3 separate regions of the Homo sapiens genome follow, and regions 2 and 3 are each linked to region 1. A link is a loop called in an ENCODE intact Hi-C map of the cell type or tissue named here. Cell type or tissue: PC-9. All regions are shown on one strand. Region 1 overlaps PCSK5 (proprotein convertase subtilisin/kexin type 5). Region 2 overlaps PCSK5 (proprotein convertase subtilisin/kexin type 5). Region 3 overlaps PCSK5 (proprotein convertase subtilisin/kexin type 5).

Region 1 (8,000 bases):
GACAGAAGATGGCAGCAGTCAAGCCAAGTCATTGAAACTCATGTGTAGTGGCATCTTGGTGTAAGGAGGTCTGTAAGGCCTTGATCTATTCCCATCACATGTTCCTATTACAGTGGCTACTCGGGAGACACACAGGGACCCAAACATTGACCAATAATAAAAACTGGCTTTCAAAGGACAATACAAAGAAGTGGTCAGGTACAGTGGTTCACACCTGTAATCCCAACATTTTGAGAGGCTGAGGCGGGAGGATTTCTTGAGCCCAGGAGTTTGAGATCAGCCTGGGAAACATAGTGAGACCCCATCTCTATAAAAATTTTAAAAATTAGCTGGGCATGGTGGCATGTCCCTGTAGTTCCACCTACTTGGGAGGCTGAAATGAAAGCATTGCTTGGTCCCAGGAGGTCAAGGCTGCAGTGAACCATGATCATGCCACTGCACTCCAGCCTGGGTGACAGAGCAAGACCTTGTCTTAAAAAAGAAAAAAGTTTCTTAATCTAAAGGCATGATGAAGAGGGAGGGAGGAAGGAATAAGAGCAGCAACATAACAGCTTGATAACTTATCAATTGCTTCATCTATAAAAACAAAAATCACAAATAACATAACTTCCCTGAATTAGGAGAATATTTTACTTAAATGGTACACTGACATAAAGAATGTTTAAGTGGGCTGGGCATGATGGCTCATGCCTGTAATCCCAACACTTTGGGAGGCTGAAGCAGGAGGATCACTTGAGGCCAGGAGTTGGAGACCTGCCTGGCCAACATGGCAAGTCCCCGTCTCTACTAAAAATACAAAAATTAGCCACATGTGTTGGCACATGCCTGTAATCCCAGGCTACGTGGGAGGCTGAGACATGAGATCACTTGAACCTGGGAGGTAGAGGTTGCAGTGTGCACTTCAACCTGGATGACAGAGCAAGACGCTGCCTCAAAAAAAAAAAAAAGAATGTTTACATGTTTCCATGATCATTATAAAGTCCACGTTGGAATGTACAATGTTAATAGTGGAATCTGATGCAAAAGCAGAAAAATTTACAATAATAGGCAAGCCACAATTATAATCATATAAAATATAAAAGGTTACACTCAAAAAGCTAAAGCATTTTCCTGGAATCTTGGGTGTGAGAGTGATTTTGAAAATTGGTTTTCTTAATGAGTATCAGTTGTTTTTCGATTGAAAAATAGGTGGATCCCCTGTTAAAGGGAGAGTTGGGTGGAAGAGTTGTAACTCTGGGCCGAGCCTGTAATGCCAGCACTTTAGGAGGCTGAAGCGGGCAGATTACCTGAGGTCAGGAGTCTGAGTCCCACCTGTCCAACATGGTGAAACCCCGTGTCTACTAAAAATACAAAAATTAGCCAGGTGTGGTGGTGCACGCCTGTAGTCCCAGCTGCTCAGGAGGCTGAAGTAGGAGAATCGCTTGAACCCGGGAGGCGGAGGTCGCAGTGAGCCAAGATCGCACCAGTGCACTCCAGCCTGGGAGATAGAGCAAGACTCCTTCTCAAAAAAAAAAAAAAAGAGTTGCAACTATGTTAGTGTCCTAACAAGATGGGCTTTGGGGAAGCAGAGTATTAATAGATTCCATCAAGCTGTGCATGTACAGCTGCCTTACACCAGGAAGACATAGAGAGTGTGTTAATAAGACTGATCAACTGGGCAAAAGGAAGCCCCATCATGACCTATACCTAATATCTGTAGGATAGGAAAGAAACAGGCAAAAGTCTCTTGCTGTCAATTGCCTTCTAGAAATGTAACTCATCCTGGAGGACTTAGCATCACTAGCAAATATTTTGGTAAGCCTGAAATAAGTGCCTGGATACTTTGGTCTTTGGAAAGCTTAAAAAAGCCATGTCTCTGCATGGAAAACCACATGATGACTATTCCCATCTTCCCTCTTCCCTGAATTTCTAGGTGCATATCTTCTGGCTCAGGCCTGTGTTTCCTCCTGTCCCCAAGGCACATGGCCTTCCGTAAGGAGTGGGAGCTGCGAGAACTGTACGGAGGCCTGTGCCATCTGCTCTGGAGCCGATCTTTGCAAAAAATGCCAGATGCAGCCGGGCCACCCTCTCTTCCTCCATGAAGGCAGGTGCTACTCCAAGTGCCCGGAGTAAGTTTCCTTTTTAATTTTACTTCCTGCTTGTAATCACTCTCCTCTGGTACTTTGGGAGCAATTCTTTCTTATTCACCAAAAAACTCTTCTCTGCTCTACGAGCACCCACATAAATGTCCTCTGTTGACTGACATGGGTGTGCGCCACAGCAGCCAAAACTTACATGAGGCCAGATGCCCACTTCTCCTCTGTGACTATTTTATGTATATATTTTTACTTTTATGAAAAATATGTTCAGGGGCTGGGCGTGGTGGCTCACACCTGTAATCCCAGCACTTCGGGAGGCTAAGGCAGAAGGATCGCTAGGAATTTGAGACCAGCCTAGGCAACATAGCAAGACTCCGTCTACAAAATATTTAAAAATTAGCCAGTGGGTGCTGTAGTCCCAGCTACTTGGGAGGCTAAGGTGGGAGGATTCCTTGAGCCCAGGAGATTGCAGTGAGCTGTGATTGCACCACTGTACTCCAGCCTGGATGACAAAGCAGGACCCTGTCTTTAAAAAAAAAAAAAAAATTATTTTCCCACCTTATATTAATGATCAACTGATGTCATGTTTTTTTTCCTCCATTACAAAAGTAAGGCTGTGATGTGCACCTCTTCTAAAGGTTTAAATAGGTGAGGCATGAATTATAGATAATAAATAACACCTGGTTAGTTATTTATTGATTCCTCCTGGTTTCCTTGGTCCCCTGGTTTGTAGTTGCTTTACTCTTCCTACCAATAGTCCCACCTCCAGAATTTACCTAGGAAGAAAGTGAGGAATAGCAAATGCAAGAGTACAGCAAGAAACTTTCAGCAATAAGCAACAGAAATGCCAAGTAAAATGACTGAGACATAACAGGGTTTATTATCTCACAGAACAAAAATGCTGCAAGTCCAGTATTGGTCACTTCAGCGGCCAACAAGGTCATCACAAAGTCTGGTTTTTCTGTTTCGCTCTTGTACCTTCCTTAGCTCATCCTCTCTGACTGGCACCGCTGCTGAGCCCACATTACGTGTCTCAGCTCCAGACACGGTCACCCCATGCAGCCACTACCAGGGCCAGGAAAGGGGATGTTTCCCCTTGTTTATCCTTTTCTTGAAGAAAAGAAAATTTCCTCAGATTTTTATTCTAATCTCAGTCGCAAGAATGCATCACTGATACCTCCCTAAATCAATCCCTGGCAAAAAGAATGGAAATATAGGAGTGGTTTAGGCTGAACAAGATTCACGCCTGAACATCCAAGCAACTCAGGACTCTGACAGCCAGGAAGAATGGAGAGAGGGAGGCAGGAAATAAATGTGCGGAAGTAACTGACAGTGTCTACTTTAAGGAGTTAGAATTTTCATTTGCCCTCTTATTAAAAGAATTTGATACAACAACGCCTATTTCCTGGCTGGGCGTGGTGGCTCACGCCTGTAATCACAGCATTTTGGGAGGCCAACCGGGAGGATCACCTGAGGTCAGGAGTTCAAAACCAGCCTGACCAACATGGAGAAACCCCATCTCTACTAAAAATACAAAATTAGCCAGGCATGGTGTCATATGCCTGTAATCCCAGCTACTCGGGAGGCTGAAGCAGGAGACTCGTTTGAACTCGGGAGGTGGAGGTTGTGGTGAGCTAAGATCACACCGTTATATTCCAGCCTGGGCAACAAGAGCGAAACTCCATCTCAAAAAAAAAAAAAAGCAAAAAAGCAAAACTGGCACCTATTTCCTAGTGACCTATTTGTTTTCATTACTGAGATAGACTCTATAGAGTATAAATATAAGTTATGAGTATAAATATAGAGTATAAATATAAGGTATTTACCCTCAAAAAGCATCCAATCTAGTGTAGAAAGCCAAGCATATTCAGCTCAACAACACAGATTTAGCACCAACTAGGGGTAAAAATTGATACTGATGCAATATCAATATATTGTATTGTATATGCGTAGCTCAGTGGAGTCTATTCTTCTACCAACAATTGATATTGATATTGATATTGATGTTGATATTGACACTGATATGGAAAGCTAAGTTAAGACCAACTCCAGGAAGTCCAAGTCTGCAAAAATGCTTACAATCCACTAAGGGAGGTTTACATCAGTCAATGTCATACTTCTCAGGGCCTTAATATACAAAGGGCTAAGAGATTCCAAGAGAAAAGAAAACATTTTAAATCACTATTTTTTGAATGCTTGCAACGTCCAGGTATTGTGCTAAGGGCTGTAAATGTATGATCCCATTAATCCTCACAAGAATTCTCTTATCCACTTACTATTATTTTCCCTCATTTGACCAATGAGGAAAAGAATAGCAGGCTCAATTTTACACATCAAATACATGGTGTGGCCAGAATTTGAACCCAAACCTCTCTGGCATTGAAGTCCATGTGCTTAACTATCACTCAGTGCTGCCTTCTTGTACAATTGAGTATTTTTTAAATCACAACTTTATTGAGATATAATTCACATACCATACAAATCACCCCTAAAAGTGTATAATTCACGGTTTTTAGTATATTCACAGAGTTATGCAACCATTACCACAATCAATTTCAGAACATTGTCATCAACCTAGAAAGAAACCCTATACCCTTTTAGCTGTTATTCCTACTTTTTCCATTTCCCCCAGCCCTAAGCAACCACTAATCTACTTTCTATCCCTGTAGATTTGCTATTCTTGGACATTTCCTATAAATGGGATTATATAAAATGTGGTCTTTGAGCCAAGCATGGTGGCCATGGTGCACACCTCTAGTCCCAGCTATCAGGAGCCCAAGGCTGGAGAATTGCTTGAGCCCAGGAGTTCAAGGTCAGCCTGAGCAACATAGCAAGACCCTGTCTCTGAAAACAAAAACAAAACACATAAAACAAAAAAGACAAAACATGTTTTTTTCTGACAGACTTTTTGACTTAGCATAATGTTTTCCAGCTTCATCCCCAGCTGGGTATTTGAGAAAAGGCTTGATGGTCCCTAGCTCTTGAAGGATTTTGTCAAGCAGAGAGTGGAGAAAGGGTAGCAAAGGGTCAGAGTAAGAGAACCCAGGTGAGAAGTCAGGTTTGGAAACTCCCAGTCCTCCTCCCCTATCAACCGAGCTCCACCCCAGCAAACTCAGCCAAGTGTTACAATAAAGCAAAGGTGAAAGAGATTTGCTTACCAGAGTCAGTCATTGCTTCCTCAGTGGTAGGATTGAACTGGTTGTCATTATTATTGCCTTATTTATTTAATCATTACCTTTTTCAACTCTCTCTTGGATTCTTTGAGTGTTCCAGGAATTGACAACACATTAAAACAAGGAAGAAAGAGATGCATTTTGCTTTACTCAAGTTAGTTGACCGCTTAATGTATTTTACCTCAGAGTCTGGGTTGAACCATTTTCATGGAGCAATGGGACACTACGCAGACATGCAGCAGTCAAGATAGTCTGTATTTCTTGAGCAGTAGGAAAGCTACCAGCATGGCCTAGGAATATTGCAGACTATAGAATTGCAAGCATATGCCCTCCTGTTATGGGTAGGGTGATCTGATTATAGCGGAATCCCTCATCTTTGTGTTTAAACACACACAAAAAAAGAAAACTAACAACAGAAGACACAGAGTCTGAGGAACACATAATATCCAGTTTATCTTGGGAAGCTTTATTGCTGTTTCTGAGAAATCACCCTTTTGGGTGTGATCCATCCTAGAACAGCAATAAGATTTATAACAGGAACATAACCTGCAATGACACAGCATCCAGATATTCAGAGTTATTTATAAGTTAGCATTTAGTGGCCCCTGCTTTTTCAAATATAGTACATGTTCATGAAAAAAAAAAGTGTTTGTTTTTTTTGAGACCAAGTCTCTCCCTGTTGCCCAGGCTGGAGTGCAATGGCGCGATCTCGGCTCACTGCAATCTCTGCCTCCCAGGTTCAAGCAATCATCCTGCCTCAGCCTCCCGAGTAGCTGGGATTACAGGCGCATGCCACCACACCTGGCTTATATTTTTTTCTATCTTTTGTAGAGATGGGGTTTCACCGTGTTGGCCAGGCTGGTCTCGGAACTCCTGACCTCGTGATCCGACCACCGTGGCCTCCCAAAGTGCTGGGATTACAGGCATGAGCCGCCACGCTAGGCCAAAAATAGGTTTTAACAGTAACGTATTTTTTTTTTTCTGAGATGGAGTTTCACTCTTGTTGCCCAGGCAATGGCGCCATCTCAGCTCACTGCAACCTCTACCTCCCAGGTTGAAGCAATTCTCCTGCCTCAGCCTCCCAAGTATCTGGGATTACATGCATCCATCACCACGCCCAGCTAATTTTTTGTATTTTTAGTAGAGATGGGGTTTCACCACGTTGGCCAGGCTGGTCTTGAACTCCTGACCTCAGGTGATCCACCCACCCTGGCCTTTCAGAGTGCTGGGATTACAGGCATGAGCCACTGTGACAGTAACATATATCATTACAGTAGTTGTTTAAAAAGCAACAGAAAACTTAAGGTGGACTCACATTCACCAAATGTGAACAGATTTGAAGCTCTGTTGAAGAAAAACAGCCTTCCTTTAAGTGCTGCTGGTCACTGTCTTGGTGTCTGTGAAATGGAGGTGAAGGCCCAGGACCACACAGCTTTCACAGGACATGGATTTATCTGAGCTGAAAGACTTCAACATTAAGTACTTTGAATTTAACGATTTAGTACATGCAACCATTTCTTTTCAAAAGAAATATTCGTCTTCTTAAATAAAATAATTGTGAAATAAAGCACTAAGAAAAACAGTTTTATAAATGCAGAGACAGGAAAGGAGAACCAACTCCCAGGCAGATCTGTGTGGAGAAGACTACTTTTTTTTTTTTTTTTTTTTGAGACAGAGTCTTGCTCTGGAATGCAGTGGTGCAATCTCAGCTCACTGCAATTTCTGCCTCCCAGGTTCAAGCGATTCTTCTGCCTCAGCCTCCTGAGTAGCTGGGATTACAGGCGCCCACCATCAAGCTCGACTAATTTTTGTATTTTTGTAGAGACAGCATTTCGCCATGTTGGCCAAGCTGGTCTTGAATTCCTGACCTCAGGTGATCCACCCATCTGGGCCTCCCAAAGTGCTAGGATTACAGGCATGAGCCACTTCAAGGGTTTTTTTTTTTTTTTTTTTTTTTGCTTTTTGCTTGAATCCATTTCTTTCATTTCAGCATCTCATCCAACATCCACTGAACCTCTTCTGAGAGGGATCTGAAAAAGATTTATTCGTGTTGCGTCTTTTTAGCTCTGTATTAGCATTCATCATCTTCAGTGTCCAGAAACTATTCTCTGCAGGTCTTGGCCAGGCCTAGCATTGAGATTCCCTGGAGGTGGGCCTGATCTTACAAAGCTCCCCTCCTTTAAACACAGAGTGGATCATTGTGGCAAGCCAGTTCCCACCTTAAGTTTACAAGATGTGGCTGGCCCCACTCTGAGTCATCCCAGTACCAACTCTCAGGTGTGGCAAGAGAGACCCATCATGAATAACAAAGACACCCCTAACTCTTAGGAAATTCCAAAGGTTTTGAGGTTAGCCGAAGAGAAAGACCAGACCTCTCTTTGGGTGAGGTCAAATTCTTTACTATGCTTACAGGAACAATGAATCCATCAAATTTTCATTCGATTAGAAGATGTGATTGGTAAGGTACACCTGTAATCCCAGCACTTTGGGATGCCATGGTGGGCGCACTGCTTGAGGCCAGGAGTTTGAGACCAGCTTGGGTAACATAGTAAGACCCCCATCTCTACAAAAAAAAAAAGATAAAAATTTAAAAATTAGCCCAGTGTGGCGGCACACACCTGTAGTCCTAGCTACTCAGGAGGCCAAAGTGGGAGGATCACTTGAGCCCAGCAAGTCGAGGCTGCAGTGAGCCATGATCACACCACTGCACTCTAGCCTGGGCAACAGAGCCAGACCTTGTCTCACCAAA
Region 2 (8,000 bases), 53 kb after region 1:
GTTCTACTTTCAATTCTTAGAAACATATAAAAATATATGCATGATAGCCATCATATCAATGGAAGACTTTCTCACCTCTGTGGTTGCAGTTAGCTTACAAAAACGAGCAATTTTGCTTATACTGTGTTGTTCATCTTCCTTGTTAATTCTAAAGCTCTGATAGACTGAGTTTGACATTTCTTTCTGTAAACTGGAAATTGTTTTCTATGAAAAAAAAACTCTATGATACACAGTTAAAGATTGGTTGAGGTTGAGATGAACTTCAATACTAAGAAAAATTGTGGTGTTCCTCTGTGTGGCCTGCAATGAAAAGAAGGCTCATGCTTGTGTATTGAGGTTTGACATCTTTCCTTCTTTGTTTTTAGTCATGCAACGTCATTCTTAGATGGCTTTTGAATACTATGCTAATGACTATCTAAATAGATAAATATGTGATTGGAAAACAAAGTCACCTTTTAGTTTTCTACTTGGAAATATTAAGAGAATCCTTGTAGACTGGAAACACACCAAAAGGCTGGGTAAAGCATGGGAGGTTCCAGTTAATAGAAAGTAATTTTAAAATTGGAAATAAAATTAAATCAAGACCAGATAATGCTATGGAGACTTACTTATTAAATAACTTTCTGAGCATTTTTATGTGCTTAGCATTACATTTTCCAAGTAAGAGATACACAACAAGAGTGCTATTTTTTCTTCTTTTTATCTTCCTACACTCAAAGACCAAGCTAGCTTTATCAATTCTGAATTTTCTCTCCTAAAAATCAGCTCAATCTGTCTTTCTGCCTCATCAGCACTGCCTCAATCTAAGGGAGGAAACCACCCCTCATATTGTCTTATGCCCAATTTCTGCCTCCAAAGAAAGAAGAAGTAAAAACTAAAAGGCAAAAATGAAATCCACAGGCAGACAGCCCGGCGCTACGCCCTGGGCCTGGCAGTTAAAGATCGACCTCTGACCTAACCGGTTATGTTATCTATAGATTCCAGACATTGTATGGAAGAGCATTGTAAAAATCCCTGTCCTGTGCTGTTTCGTTCTGATTACTGGTGCATGCAGTCCCCAGTCACGTACCCCCTGCTTGCTCAATCGATCATGACCCTCTCACGTGGACCCCCTTAGAGTTGTGAGCCCTTAAAAGGGACAGGAATTGCTCACTCGGGGAGCTCGGCTCTTGAGACAGGAGTCTTGCCGATGCTCCTGGCCGAATAAACTGCTCCTTCTTTAACTCGGTGTCTGAGGAGTTTTGTCTGCGGCTCATCCTGCTATAAATCAGGCCCTCGGTGTTTCTCATCTAGACCACTCATACTTCTTCCTGAAGTATTGTGCAGCTTTAATCTCCTTTTCTTTCTCTCCTGGCGTATTTTCTACCCTGCTATCAAAGGTCATTTCTAAGGTTCCTCAGATAATCCCATTCCGGGGTCCCCGTCACCTACAGTGTTTATGACATTCAAAACTTTGTTACATATGGCCACTGGCTCTGTCTCTGGACTTAGCACCCTCAATTTCCTGGCCCCCTCCTTATTTCCCAGCTTCTCCATTATGCTCCAACAGTACTGAATTGCTTCTAGGCTCTCCAGGATAATATACTGCTATCTCATGCCCTTGGGCACATACTGTTTACTCTCCTTGGAATATTCTTCTCCCACCTTAACCAGCTGGAAAATTCCTGACCTTCCTTGAAAAGTCACATGTCCTTATAACCTCCCCTAGGAAGTCTTCCCTAATTTTTGAGAAAGATAATCACTTTCTCCCATCTCTGCTACCTAGATACTCTGTGCATATAGCTTTTCATATCACCTTGTGATGTAATCGTTAGATTACAAAGCTGTATCCACCGAAAGACTAGGTACTCCTAGAGGCAGCTACTGTTTCTTTTCTAGAACCCAGCACAGTGCCCAGCAATTGTTTAACAATCAAGGATGACTGGTAGAATTGAATTTTAAGAAGACAAGACTCAAAGATATGGAGAAATGATCTAGGCCATATGTTGTATATGCAGTGCACTCCTGTTTAATCCTGACAGTAAATGGTAAGGAGGGGAGGAGGTGGTGCCAGTTACCCATGAAATAGCTACAAATTAGAGCATACAGATGTGGCTTCATGGGAAGATTTGTGCTTAGACTTAATTTGAAAAAGAGGATGGAGGCAGGATTCTTTGAAGAAGGCACTGGAGTTTACCTGACTTTTATGATAATAATTATAACAATCAATTACCAAGTATTTGTTAAGTGTCTAGCATGTGCCCAGCACTATTCTAGTTACTGGAAAAACAGCAACTGGGATCCATCAGATTTGAGTCCTCATGGAACTTTCAATCTAGTTGATACAGGAGCCAGAAAGAAATTATTTAGGCAGATAGTAAGGGTGAGAGAGTCCTCGATAAGATTTCCTTTTAATAAAAAGCAGCCCAAAAAATCATGGTGCAGGCATAGATAAGCAAGCTAAAAGCCTCCATAGGTAAATGCCAGCAGCTGTGCCAATAGAAAAGGGATACCTGGAAGGCAGGTGTATTCAACATGGAGGTTATCTTTTTCCTTTTCTTCATCACCACATGTGCAGTAAAAAAGCAGACAACATGGCACTGGCCAGGTAGAGACCCCATCTTCATAATAAAAGATTAGGATGGGATAGCTATCTTCTTTGCATACTATGCAAATGGTACACCTGGTCCAACCAACCTCTCAGGCCCTATGTAAATCAGACACCACCTCCTCCAGCTCCTCTATAAAATCCTGTGCATTTCACCATGAAACTGGAAGACCCACTTGGGCACCCGGAGAGAGCTATTCTCTTTTCTCTTTCCTCTGTTAAACCTCTGCTCTTAAACTCACTTCTTATGTGTCCGCATCCCCGATTTCCCTGGCATGAGATGACGAACCTCAGGTATTTACCTCAGACAATGATGCTGCTTTATAGTTAGGCAGAAAAAAGTACTGTAACTACCATTTTTAATGACATCTATGGGCCAGGCATAGTCTTTGGCACTTCACTCGTATGATGATCTTATTGACTCCTTACAACACAAATGCTATAAGGTGAGTAATCCCTTATAGCATTTTCTTTTTCAAATTAAGTCCAAGCACAAATCTTCCCATGAAGCCACATCTGTATGCTCTAATTTGTAGCTATTTCATGGGTAACTGGCACCACCTCCTCCCCTCCTTACCATTTACTGTCAGGATTAAACAGGAGTGCACTGCATATACAACATACGGCTTAGATCATTTCTCCATATCTTTGAGTCTTGTCTTCTTAAAATTCAATTCTACCAGTCATATAATCCCTCTTCACAAATGAGGAAGGGAGGCTCAGTGATGATACTCAAAATGCTGTAAGTCAAAGTGTCTGCAAATGATCAAACTGGGATTTGAATCTAGGACTCTCTGATTCATGTTTTTTCTGCTCTACCACTTGGCTGTTATGCAAAGAATTAGCCCAGCCTTTGTCTGTAATCTCTGAACCCTATTTTGGGATTAGTTTGAGCTGGGTGGAATTTACTATAATGGTGAGTCACCACAAGGCAATGCCAATGAGGTCCTAAAGGAAGCCTGCAGTTCAGGTGCACAATCTCATCCAGAGGCACAGAGATGAGGATCGGTAAAGAAAGAAACAAATTTAGGTGACTGTAAATATTAACCCTATGTAACTATGTTTCAACCCACTAAAAAATATTCATGAGAGGTTCTACCCCATAAAAGAAAAAATACCTGAAGAATTATGAATTTCCAAATGTGGATTCAGAGGTGGCATCAACTGGAGGTAAAATATTTAGAAAAACTGAAGGTAAAGACTTTAGGTGCTTAATACATACTTCTGACATTAGATCTCTCAAGATCTGTTCAGAGTTAACAAGGTTTGCTTTAGAATTCACAAAAAAAGAAACTGCTCCGTGTACTACCCAAGTGAGGAACCAAGTTTAGATGCCATTAATTGAAATACATAGTGGCCTTCATTTTACACTGTCATATAAGAAGTACAGGCTGGGAACGGTGGCTCACGCTTGTAATCCTAGCACTTTGGGAGGCCAAGGCTGGTGGATCACCTGAGGTCAGGAGTTCAAGACCAGCCTGGCCAACGTGGCAAAACCCTGTCTCTCCTAAAAATACTAAAATTAGCCAGATGTGGTGGTGGGTGCCTATAATCCCAGCTACTCGGGAGGCTGAGGCAGGAGAATCACTTGAACCCAGGGGGCGGAGGTTGCAGTGAGCTGAGATTGCACCACTTCACTCCAGCCTGGGCGAAAGAGCAAAACTCTGTCTCCAAAAAAAAAAAAAAAAAGAAATACAGATAAGACTTTCAAAAAAGAAATAGAATTTCTATCAATGCATGTTTGGCCTATATAGACTTTAGATCTAACTTGATCACCACACATTAACTAGCTGTAATTCAGCAAGGCACTCTGAGAATGAATAAACAAGATTAAAATTTGAGGTTATATTTTGGGGTTTTAAAGCCACTAATGCCACCTTGTATTATTCTCAAACATAGAAAAAAAAAAAAGTCATGAAGGTGAAGAAAGTTAATGACCAGATGTTTTGTTCATCTCTGTGGTTCTAGTGCCCAGCACACTACATGGTACAAGGCAAATATTTGCTGAGTGATTACAGACATGAAAATGCTTGTATATGTGTGCCTTCTAAGAGTAGAAGCCATGGAACTGGGTTCCATGGCCAAACTTAGCTGTAAGGAAGGCTGGAAAGCAATTATGTGATAAAGGGTAATGAGATTACCATGATGCACTTAGAAGAATCATGACTCATCTTCTGGGGCTTTGCAGCTCTAAATAAAAATCGATTTTCATTATCACGGAAGAGGAAGGTAGGGCAGGGTAGCTGTTAGGTTACCAGCAGCTAAGAATACCTATCCTATCCGCAAGACCCCGTTTCTATTTTTTTGAATCTTTTTTAATTAAAAAAAAAGAATATCACTCTAACAAAAGTGTTTACTGAGAACTGATCCCAGCCTGCAAGGGAAATTATATAAGGCTTATTAGATGAAGCAAACATCTGTTTGTGAAAGAGAGGATTATAATATAAGATCAGAACACGATTGAGGATGGAGAATTCCCATCCCTCTGACTAAGTTATTGTTACCAAGTGAAGCCACTTTGGGGGCTAGCAGTGTAATTCTGGACCTGGTGCAGACGTTGCTGTGTCATTTAAAGTGATTTTAATGTAAATGATAGAAAATTCAACCCAACTGACTTAAATACAAAAAAAATGTATTGGCTTAATTAAAAAGTGTAAAGGGCCCGGCATGGTGGCTCACCCTGTAATCCCAGCACTTTGGGAGGCCCAGGTGGGAGGACTGCTTGAGCCCAGGAGTTTGAGGTCAGCCTGGGCAACATGGCCGAAACCCCATCTCTACAAAAAATACAAAAATTAGCCAGTATGGTGGCACACATCTGTAATCCCAGCTACTCGGGAGGCTGAGGTGGGGGGATTGCTTGAGCCCAGGGGGTTGAGACTGCAGTGAGCCATGATCACACCACTACATTCCAGCCTGCACGACAGAGCGAGACCCTGTCTCAAAACAAAAACAAAAACAACTGAACATGGTGGCACAGCCTATTGTCCCAGTGACTAGGGAGGCTGAAGCTAGAGGACTGTTTGAACCCAAGAGTTTGAGGCTTCAGTGAACTATGATTGCACCACTTAACTCCAGCCTGGAGGACAGAGTGAAGCCCTGTCTCTTACTGAAAAAAAAAAAAAAAAAAAAGTGTAGGGTTAGGGGTGGGACCAGGTACTGCTGGAAATGAACAAGCCATGACCGCAGTACCGGTTTGTCTCCATCTCTCTCTCCTGCCTTTTGCTATGTTGGCTCCACTCTCACTGGAGTCTCCCTAAACACTGGCAAGATGGCTGCCGCCAGTGCCCGAGTTTGCATTCTCTTTGGTCCACATCCAATAGGAAAAAGGCCTTAGCTCTGATCCAAGTCTCTGAAAAGCTTTCCTGATATCTCATTGGCTTAGAAAAGGCATTTGCCTGTTTCTATGGTGTAAGTACTCTCATCATGGCCAAATTCAAGCTTCAACTGCCATACCACTTAATACAGAGTGAGAAAGAAATTGAAAAAAGCAAACCATCATATAGTATTTCTGCCATACAAATGCATTAGATGTAAATAATCTCAAGAGCATAGATAATAATAAAATGTAAACTTAAGAAAGATGAGTTGGGGGGGCATTTTTTACCTGTTTTTATATAACTTCTTTTTTTTTTTTTTTTTTTTGAGATGGTGTCTTGCTCTGTCGCCCAGGCTGGAGTGCAGTGGCGCCATCTCGGCTCACTGCAAGCTCCACCTCCCGGGTTCACGCCATTCTCCTGCCTCAGCCTCCCGAGTAGCTGGGACTACAGGCGCCCGCCACCATGCCCGGCTAATTTTTTGTATTTTTAGTAGAGATGGAGTTTCACCATGTTAGCCAGGATGGTCTCAATCTCCTGACCTCGTGATCTGCCCGCCTCGGCCTCCCAAAGTGCTGGGATTACAGGCGTGAGCCACCGCGCCTGGCCACTAATACAACTTCTTTAGTTGAAAGTTTTTGTAACTTAACTTTTAATGATAGCTGTATCTAACAAGTGACCCTCAGGATGGGCACAGTGGTTCACGCCTGTAACCCTCGCATTTTGGGAGGCCGAGGCAGGTGGATCACCTGAGGTCAGGAGTTCGAGACCAGCCTGGCCAACATGGTGGAACCTCGTCTCCACAAAAAATACAAAAATTAGCCAGGCGTGGTGGCGGCCGCCTGTGATCCCAGCTACTCGGGGGGCTGAGGCAGAAGGATTGCTTGAACCTGGGAGGTGGAGGTTGCAGTGAGCTGAGATTGCCCCGTTGCACTCCAGCCTGGGCAACAGAGAGAGACTCCATGTCAAGATAAATAAATAAATAAAATAACAAGTAACTCTCTAGATTCCTGAAAACTTAACAATTGGCTTTTGTAAGGTAAGAGAAGCCAGCTTCAACACACTACTCTTAAAAATATAATAATTTTTCCATAAATCTAGAACATACTACTCTTTTCTAAGTAGAATCTTCTCTGTGATTTTTCTCTCAGTATCAAATCTCTTATCCAGAATTTCCTCTTTTTATCTCATTTATTCCCACACTCCAGTGCTATGAGAAAGCAATATCAAATTTTTAATAATGTCTTAGCAACTCTCCTGCCTCAGCTTCCCAGTAGCTGAGATTACAGGTGCACACCACCGCACCCAGTTGAACTTTGTATTTTTAGTAGAGATGGGGTTTTGCCATGTTGGCCAGGCTGGTCTTGAACTACTGAGCTCAGGTGATCTGCCTGCCTCGGCCTGGGATTACAGGTGTGAGCCACCATACCAGGCCAGCAAACACTGTTTTAATTACAGTACACAATTCTGGAGTTCTGTCCACTACCACCTGCACGAACATGGGCAATTTCATGTTACTTGGTAAAAGAGTAACCCAATGTCTTCATTTTCTTTTTTTTCTTTTCTTTTTTTTGAGATGGAGTTTTGCTCTTGTTGCCCAGGCTGGAGTGCAGTGGCGTGATCTTGGCTCACCACAACCTCCACCTCCCGGGTTCAAGTGATTCTCCTGCCTCAGCCTCACAAGTAGCTGGGACTACAGGCACCTGCCACCACACCTGGCTAATTTTTGTATTTTTAGTAGAGACGGGGTTTCTCCATGTTAGCCAGGCTGGTCTCAAACTCCTGACCTCAGGTGATCCCCCCGCCTCGGCCTCCCAAAGTGCTGGGATTAAGGCGTGAGCCACTGTGCCCGGCCTTATTTCCCATTGCTGCACTTAAAAATCACCACAATTTAGCTACTTTAAACAACACTCATTTGTTATCTCAAAGTCAGAAGACCAGGTGGGCTCCCCTGGGTTTTTGGCTTAGGTCTACTCCAGGGCGAAATCAAGGTGTTAGCCAGGCTGGCCTCTTATTGAAGGCTCCGGAGGTGAGTTGTTTTCCAAGGTATTCAGGCAGCTGGCAGATTGTTTCTGGCAGTTAGAGGACTGAGGTTTCTT
Region 3 (8,000 bases), 350 kb before region 1:
TTCTCTCATTTAATCATTCAAATCTGACTCCTGAATATGGCAGCCGCTAACCACTGTGGCCATTGTGTGCTTGGCATGTGGCTAGTACGTCTGAGGAACTGGATTTTTAATTTCACTTAATTAAATTGTATTAACTTTAAATTCAAATTTTACAACTGACACTTGACTTATTAGAACATGTTTAAGTATGTTTGATATGATTTGGGTATATGAACCTATTTCAACTGTCAATTTTATGAGATCTAAATGCAGATCAAATATCTCTGGTGAAAACTTGGCATCCAAACTGAGATGTGCTGTAAGTGAAGGACACAGCTGATTTTAAAGGCAGAGAACGTAAAATAGCTCATTAGTAATTTTTATATCGCCTACATGATGAAGTGATAATATTTTGGATATGCTGGGTTAAATAAAGCATATTGTTAAAAAATCATCTCAACTGTTTCTTTTTGCATCTTCAATGTGGACACTAGTAAATTTAAACTAGCACGCCTTGCATTCTCTTTTTGTTGGACAGCACTAATTCTGGTATTGATTATCTGCTGTATCCCCGGCGCTGTGCTCACCATGGGCAGTAGGGATGGAGGCTGTGAGGTTACTGCCCAGGTAGAGTACAGGGTTCCTGTGCGGGTATGGAAAATAAACAGATAAACATAAATAACCAGCATGGATTGGGATTGTGGTGAGCACTAGAAGGCAGGTCTGCAGGGTGGTGCTCAAGTAACTGGGGGAGGGGGCCACGTTGAGAGAGTGTGGTCAGGGAAGACCTCTCTGAGTGGAGTTGAGGATTGGGAGGAGCTGGGAAGGAGCATGGGTGGTTTCTCAGAAGAGGAGGCCTTTGATGTGGGCTCTGAAGGGTGGATATGTCGTTCTTCCTTTAGCTCATTCAGAAAGACTTCTTCAGCTCCTGGGTCAAAAGGAGGATGTGGAGAAAGCGCTTGGCTTCACACCAGGCCTGGCAACTCGGCAGGTGCAGATCCAGCTGGGCCAGGGGCCAGGCAATCAGCGAGCACATGGGGTGAGAGTCTTGGCAGATTCATCCTGGAGCCAGCTGGATGTTGAGGGCTAGGAATGCGGTAGAGTGGCTCTTTCATAAGAATCAAAACTGTTGCATTTTGACAACTGGGTATTTGCAGGAGAACAGATAGTAGGTTTTAAATTGTGGTGCTGGAGTGTGTGCCTGGCTCCACTGTGCAGCCTAACCTTGAAAAGAGGCAGGCTGAAGTAGACACTCATTGTCATCTGCTCACGGAGCTCTCAGCAGAGATTTGGAAGCTGATCGAGAACCAGCATTTGTGATGGGCACACATAATTTGGCCCATCTGTACACTGTGGCCACATCAGTGAATTCACTGATGTCAGGAAGACATCACACCCAAGTGGCTGGCGGAAATTGAAATGGGACCCACAGAAGTGCTGAGTGGCAGCACAGCCCTGAATGGGCCTCTGCGCACACCCAGAGCTGGTCCCCTCTTGCTTCATAAGACACTGTGTGTGTGTTGGTTAATCGCATGGGTTCTGGAGTCAGATCTTGCCTGAATTCTGCTTTGCCAATCACTAGCTGTGGGAACATGGGCAAAGAATGAAACCTGAGTCCCAGTTTCCTCATCCATAATAATGTCATTTACATGATGCCAACCACACTCCTAATACTGTTGTATGAATAAATTATAGCTATTATTCTTATTAGCATAATTTTTTATTCTCCTTTTTCTTTCTCTTTTTAATTACCATATAAAAGCAAAGTTAAAAGATCAGATTGGGCCACGGCTCACAGGTTAGCATTTGGGGATACTTTATCCAACAAGAGAGAGAGATGGCTCTACTAACATACCACTCTGGGGAAAAATAACATAATCTTGGCTCTTCTGGGCTTCAGGCTTTGGCAGACCTGTGGAAATCACAGCTTTCCTCTAAAATTATTCTCACATTTTCAATTCTAACAATTTATGGTGAAAATCTAAGGAACTTTTGTGTTTAAAATAAGCAACTTGGAAGAATAAGAATTATAGAGCGGCATCTTCACCTGAATCATTTTGTTGACAGTGTCTGCCACATACAGCCTCTTGACATTTAGTTTTCCTGTGGTTTTTAGCCAACTTAAAGAGGTGTAGACTTCATGCCAGGTGTGGGCTGGGGGTAGTGTTAGAGCATTTGTTTGAGTTCGTTTTTACTTTTGGTTAAAAAATAATTCAGCTGGCTGGGCACAGTGGCTCATGCCTGTAATCCCAGCACTTCGGGAGGCCGAGGCGGGCGGATCACGAGGTTAGGAGTTCGAGATCAGCCTGACCAACATGGTGAAACCCCGTCTCTACTAAAAATACAAAAATTAGCCGGGCATGGTGGCACGCTCCTGTAATCCCTGCTACTTGGGAGACTGGGGCAGGAGAATTGCTTGAACCCAGGAGGCAAAGGTTGCAGTGAGCCGAAATCGTGCCATTGCACTCCAGCCTGGGTGACAGAGCGAGACTTCGTCTCAAAAAAATAAAAATTAAAAAAAAAATTCAGTCACCGTATACCATATAGTGGAAAAAGCAGAGGCTTAGGAGTGGGTTCACATCCCAGCTCTGCACATTTTTACGTGGCCTTGGACACTTTGCTTAACCTTTTTGAATCTCAGTTTCTCTATCTGGAAAATGGAAACAACATCCAACTGCTTCTTTTGTTGAGAGGATTCGAAGCTATGTAGGGAGAGTATCTGGACTGTCATTGTGGTTCTTGGTGAGCACATTTGATGACACTTTCTGCTGCATCGTTTTTTTTCCTCAAGAGAACATGCTCAATTGTGTATATGGGTTCAAGAAGGCACTGGCCAGAATACCAGGGAAATCTAAATTCCATACTTAGGTAGCTCAGATCATAACTGGGTGAAAGTTCTTTGGCCAGAACACCAAGTCAGAGTTCTAAAAATATCTTATATTATAATGTTTTTCTTTTTTAATTTTTTTCACTCAAGACAGTGAATATTTAATTGCTTGACTAGTGTGCTTACATTGAGAGTATTCTAGAACCCTCTTTCTGACATTATCTTAATGTTTTCAAATATTTAACCACACCTTGAGATAAAAGCAATGAAATAAAGCTTGTGTTTAGGACACAGTTGAAAAAAACATGCCAACAACGCAGTGAGTTATGGGGCAGCTAGCACCACCCCACCTGCCTTCCGTAAGCGGAGAGTCTGTGCTTTGCACCTGGGATGTTTGTCCTTGATACTTGATGGTTACTAGGTGTGTGCATGTTGATGTATGGGTGAGGGAATAAAGCCCATGAATGCCAATGTATGACTAATAGCAGTAGAATTTTGGTTTGATGAATGCCTTTGTTAATTCATGGTCCATTTCAACTTCATGTATTAATTAAGTGCTCATTGCGTATCTACTATATAGGTGTAACAAGGCTATTTCCTTGTAGGCCATATTCCAAATCAACAATTTGTTTAGGAAGCCAAAACTTTGTTTTAAATAGCATCTTTTCTCTTCATGCCAATGGCGGGGGTGGGGGAGCATTAATCCATATTGGTTCAATTCCATGTCAAAGCCAAGCATCAAGGATTAGACCGTGAAATGGTGGTGGAATAGTAGTCCAGAGGCAGGCCTGAGGGGGAACAGACCTTTCCTATCACAAATAAGTTGTGATACCACTTGGATTCATGTTCTTTGCTTGTCAAATGAAGGGTTTGAACTGGAAGATCTCTTAGATCCTGCCCCAAAGGCAAAGCATCTGTGGGAGGACACAAGAGGCAGCCAAGTGAAGCAATTTGTAGGCCTTTAGTACGCACTGTATTAGGGTTCTCCAGGGACCCAGGGCCAGTAGGAGATATACATCTCCTGTTTACATCCTATATATGTGTATGTGTGTATATGTGTGTGTGTGTGTGTGTGTGTGTGTGTGGAGAGAGAGAGAGAAAGAGAGATACTAATTATGAGGAGTGGATTCACTTGATTACAGAAGCTGAGAGAGGTCCCACGATTTGCGTCTGCAAGCCAGAGACCCAGGAAAGCCAGTAGTGTAATTCCAGCCTGAGTCCAAAGGTCTGAGAACCAGGGGAGCCACTGATGGAAATCCCAGCCCTAGGGCAGAAGACCAGTGCCCCAGCTCATGCAGGCACGTGGGAAGGGAATGCATCCTCCCTTCTTCTGCTTTTTGTTTTATTCAGGCCATCAGTGGATTGAGTGATGCCCACCCACATTGGGGATGGCAATTCATTTTACTGAGCCCACCAATTCGATGCTGATCCTATCCAGAAACACCCTCACAGTTATACCCAAAGAGAGTATTTAATCCGGGCACCCTGTGGCCTAGTCAAGTGGGCACATAAAATTAATTATCATACTGCCTATTGGTGACTTTTTTGGTAAGGCTATTTCCCCCATTCTTAGGTCTATGAAGTAAAAATTAATGAATGTAGAAAGCCAGTTGTTTGCTTTTTCAGTCACTGATTCCAAAATAAGAGGGGATTCTTGGGAAGAACAATATCCTAAACTCTGCAACCACCACCCGAGGGCTACAGATTACTAGCAGTGATGTGGTTTGTAATTGGGAACATGGACTAAGTTCAGCAGCATGTGAGCTATCAGGGACACATTATAGACAGATATACCAGAGGGTAGATGAAAGGTGTCATAAGGTAGACAAGTCCAGTGCAAGGATCAACACACTTCAGGGTGTGTTGCCCTTAGATGCTGTGTTGACCTCTCTTGGCCCTAAGCCCTTGTGTCAACCGGTGTCTCTAGGAATCACTCTGAGGTTAACACTTTGGGTACGTACTAACCTATACTGAGGCAGGGCTAGAAAGGGTACTCAATACCCCACACTGGAGGCATGTCACAAAAAGGAACAATCTCTTCAGAAGTCAATCTTGACAGATTGTGTATTGGTGGGGACTGGCCCAAATGCCTGTCGGATATTTCTTGCAATGGTGACTGTGAAACAAAAACTCTACTGTATTTTGAACAGTGTGTAGCAGCATCAAATTGGAAAATGACATCATGGTTGTCAGCTGAAGTGTCTCCCCTCAACAATAACTTTTTAAGATCTACTTACAAGTAGGTTATTTATTGGATACATTGCCCATAAGGAGAGCAACTTGCCATCCCAATCTCATGGGAATGTGCTCTTGAAAAAAGTCTTTCTTCTCGCTATAGAGGTAGATCTCTTTTAGTGGTTTTACAGATTTCAATGAAATTTAATGAATAGCAGGTGAACCTACCCATGTTTTCACTTCCAGGGTGTCCACTTGACCTGTCATTAAACATATGTGACAATTTTGTAGGAAGGGTGGTAGTGGAATTGGAAGAGAACCATTTTCTACCAAATACCTATTATGTGCCCTGCACTTTGGCTCACAACAAAATGAGAAAAACAAATAAATTAGATAAGTTCAGTCACTTGGGCAGGGTCACATACTATGTAATGCTTCCTAGAATTAGATCTAGAACCATCTGGTTTTGTCCATCCTATTTCTACCACAGTGTATGTTGTGAAAAACCCTTAAGCACTTTATGTTAAAGTTATATCTTTAACATAAAGGAGAACTAGTTCTGCCTCTATATGGCTTTTGGTCCTCTTGATCTGGGTCACAGGTAGCCTTAGGAAATAGTCTTCAAGGGGGGAAGGAGGTAATCCATTTCCTCTTGAATCTTACTGCAAATACAGGGTAACATTTCCACCCCTTTTTTAAGTGTTTTATTTATTTATTTTTTTCTTTAATAATATCAACTTCTATTTTACTTTAGGTTCAGGGGGTGAATGTGCAGTTTTGTTACATGGGTATATTGCCTGATGCTGAAGCTTGGGGTATAATTGATCCCATTATCCAGGTAGTGAGCATAGTGCCCAATAGTTACTTTTTCCGCCCTCTAGTAGCCCCCAGTATCTGCTGTTGCCATCTTTATGTCCATGAGTACCCAATGTTTAGCTCCCACTTGTAAGTGAGAACATAGCGGCATGTGGTTTTCTGTTCCTGCATTAATTTGCTTAGGACAATGGTCTCCAGCTGCATCCGTGTTGCTGCAAACGACATGATTTCATTCTTTTTTGTGGCTTTATAGTATTCCATGGCGTGTATGTGGAGAGCAACATTTTCTAATGCAGAGCCTGGAAGCAGCTATGATGTACCTTAAGGGAACAGCTTTCACAAACAGTCCTTGAGGATTAAGCTTGGGTGCCTATTTTCTGTGTTGTTGGCCCATTTCATACAATGCAGTTTAGTGGTAAGAGCATGCTAAAGCTTTCAAAAGGTTGCCTGATAGAACATTTTAGAACATGAAGGGACCAAGGGGATTCCTCTGTTGCTAAAGACATGTCATTTGGTATTCTAATAACTCCCTCACTGGGCTGTGAGCGCCTCAAGGGCAGTGCCCAGCCTTTTTTTTTTTTGAGTCAGAGTTTCACTCTTGTTGCCGAGGCTGGAGTGCAATGGTATGATCTCGGCTCACCACAACCTCCGCCTCCCCAGGTTCAAATGATTCTCCTGCATCAGCCTTCTGAATAGCTGGGATTACAGGCATGCGCCACCACGCCTAGCTAATTTTGTATTTTTAGTAGAGACGGGGTTTCTCCATGTTGGTCAGGCAGGTTTCAAACTCCCGACCTCAGGTGATCCGCCCGCCTGGGCCTCCCAAAGTACTGGGATTACAGACGTGAGCCACTGCGCCTGGCCAGGGCCCAGCCTTTTATAGTTAACTGCCAGCAATTAATAAGTTATCTTCACTGATCCAGGGAGTCAGAGGGATGTTGTTGATTCACTGATGCAACACTAGTGCCTAGCACAGTGCCTGGCACCTGATTGTGCTGAGTAAATGTGTGTTGAATCGAGTTGATTTGAAAGCTTAGCAAGGAACAACTGTGTCCAACAAGTGTTGAAGGGTCAGTCTCAGGAACTAGTTCAACCGACGCAAGGTCTTGACTGCCAGTCTAAGTATATCACAGGGTCCTGTTATATCGCTCGCGCGTTAACAGGTAAGTTAATTTATTCAGCAAACATGTATTGCACATCCGTTATCAGTCAAGTAATCTTCCAGATGCCAGGGACACAGATAAGAAAAATATAGCCTCTTTCTTCCAGAGGAATATGCTTCATGAAAAAGTCTGACAAATGGTTAAACTGCTGTTCTTAGTGGTTGTGGCAGAGATAAACATAGTGTGCTCTGGAAGCACCATAGAAAGGAAGATGCCCTCACCTAGAAGGTGCGAGGGTGAAAGAATTTGCCTACTGAAGTCCACTGCAAGAGCTTGGAAGATGAAATACATGAGGGCCAGATTTTATAGAAATCCAGCCAGGGGATTATTAGGGATTTCAGTGAGCAAGATGGAGAAAATGAGCATCTAAGTTAGAGTTATGTCTATGGAAATGTGGAAAAATGGTCAGATCTGATTCATCTCATAAAGACTCAAAAATTCTCCATAGTCAACGGTAGGGACCATTTGATAAGGTGTGTGAAAACTTCGTGTGACCTTCTTTATTATAGACTTGATTATTTATCATCATAGATGTCGTTATGTACATTACCTACTTGTTTTTCTAAACATGGCCTTGGTGTCCTCGGGAACATTTGTGTTCACTGGAATTGCTATAGAGAAGGTCTGGAAGTCCACTACAATGGGGAAACCTCATGGCCTGCCCTCTATGGCGGGGGGTGGGGGGGCGGTTCTGGCATCATCACAGCTGAGGATGGTTCTCGTCTTCATTCTAAGGCTACTGCTAATTACTCCATAAGAAAAAGTAGTTAGAAAATTGGTTACAAACGACAATGAATCAACTTTACATAGCTATAATTTTGTATAAGTGATCTGGATGCCAGTTCTCAGAGCTTAATGTCATTGTTCTAATGCTAGACAAAAGTAGGTCCGCAAGTTTCAGAGACTCAGTCGACTTTTACTAACTACACAGAATCTCAGAACTTTGGTGATTGTCTTTTCTTGTTTGAAGCAGAACATTTCATTCAAGAGATGGCTTACTTTGGAGAGTAGAGAGGAGGGGGCCAGAACATTGATTGGCC

What was found. Hi-C counts contacts between places; a loop is a spot of excess contacts. Peaks named below come from ENCODE experiments on the same cell type or tissue, not always from the same donor. Only the 100,000 strongest peaks of a DNase experiment are listed, where the experiment ranks them.
Region 2: it touches region 1 in a loop (5-fold over the local background); 7 of 110 quality-filtered maps call a loop at or near these places.
Region 3: it touches region 1 in a loop (2.8-fold over the local background); 4 of 110 quality-filtered maps call a loop at or near these places.

Annotation. Positions count from the first base shown.
Region 1 is chr9:76,308,744-76,316,743 of GRCh38, forward strand. PCSK5 (proprotein convertase subtilisin/kexin type 5) reads left to right here. Exons shown (of 38, transcript NM_001372043.1): 30 at 1,913-2,108. Among named protein-coding and RNA genes, the nearest start is that of RFK, 82 kb to the right of the region's middle. In PC-9, no CTCF peak of the experiment used is centred here; a DNase peak (open chromatin) is centred at 3,008; H3K27ac peaks cover 1,878 bases.
Region 2 is chr9:76,361,753-76,369,752 of GRCh38, forward strand. It overlaps PCSK5 (proprotein convertase subtilisin/kexin type 5), which reads left to right. Exons shown (of 38, transcript NM_001372043.1): 38 at 1-1,223. Among named protein-coding and RNA genes, the nearest start is that of RFK, 29 kb to the right of the region's middle. RefSeq lists a silencer at 3,341-3,635. In PC-9, no CTCF peak of the experiment used is centred here; DNase peaks (open chromatin) are centred at 3,469 and 4,755; H3K27ac peaks cover 893 bases.
Region 3 is chr9:75,961,401-75,969,400 of GRCh38, forward strand. All of the region lies in intron 2 of PCSK5 (proprotein convertase subtilisin/kexin type 5), which reads left to right. Among named protein-coding and RNA genes, the nearest start is that of PCSK5, 75 kb to the left of the region's middle. In PC-9, no CTCF peak of the experiment used is centred here; DNase peaks (open chromatin) are centred at 991, 2,841 and 3,251; H3K27ac peaks cover 3,461 bases.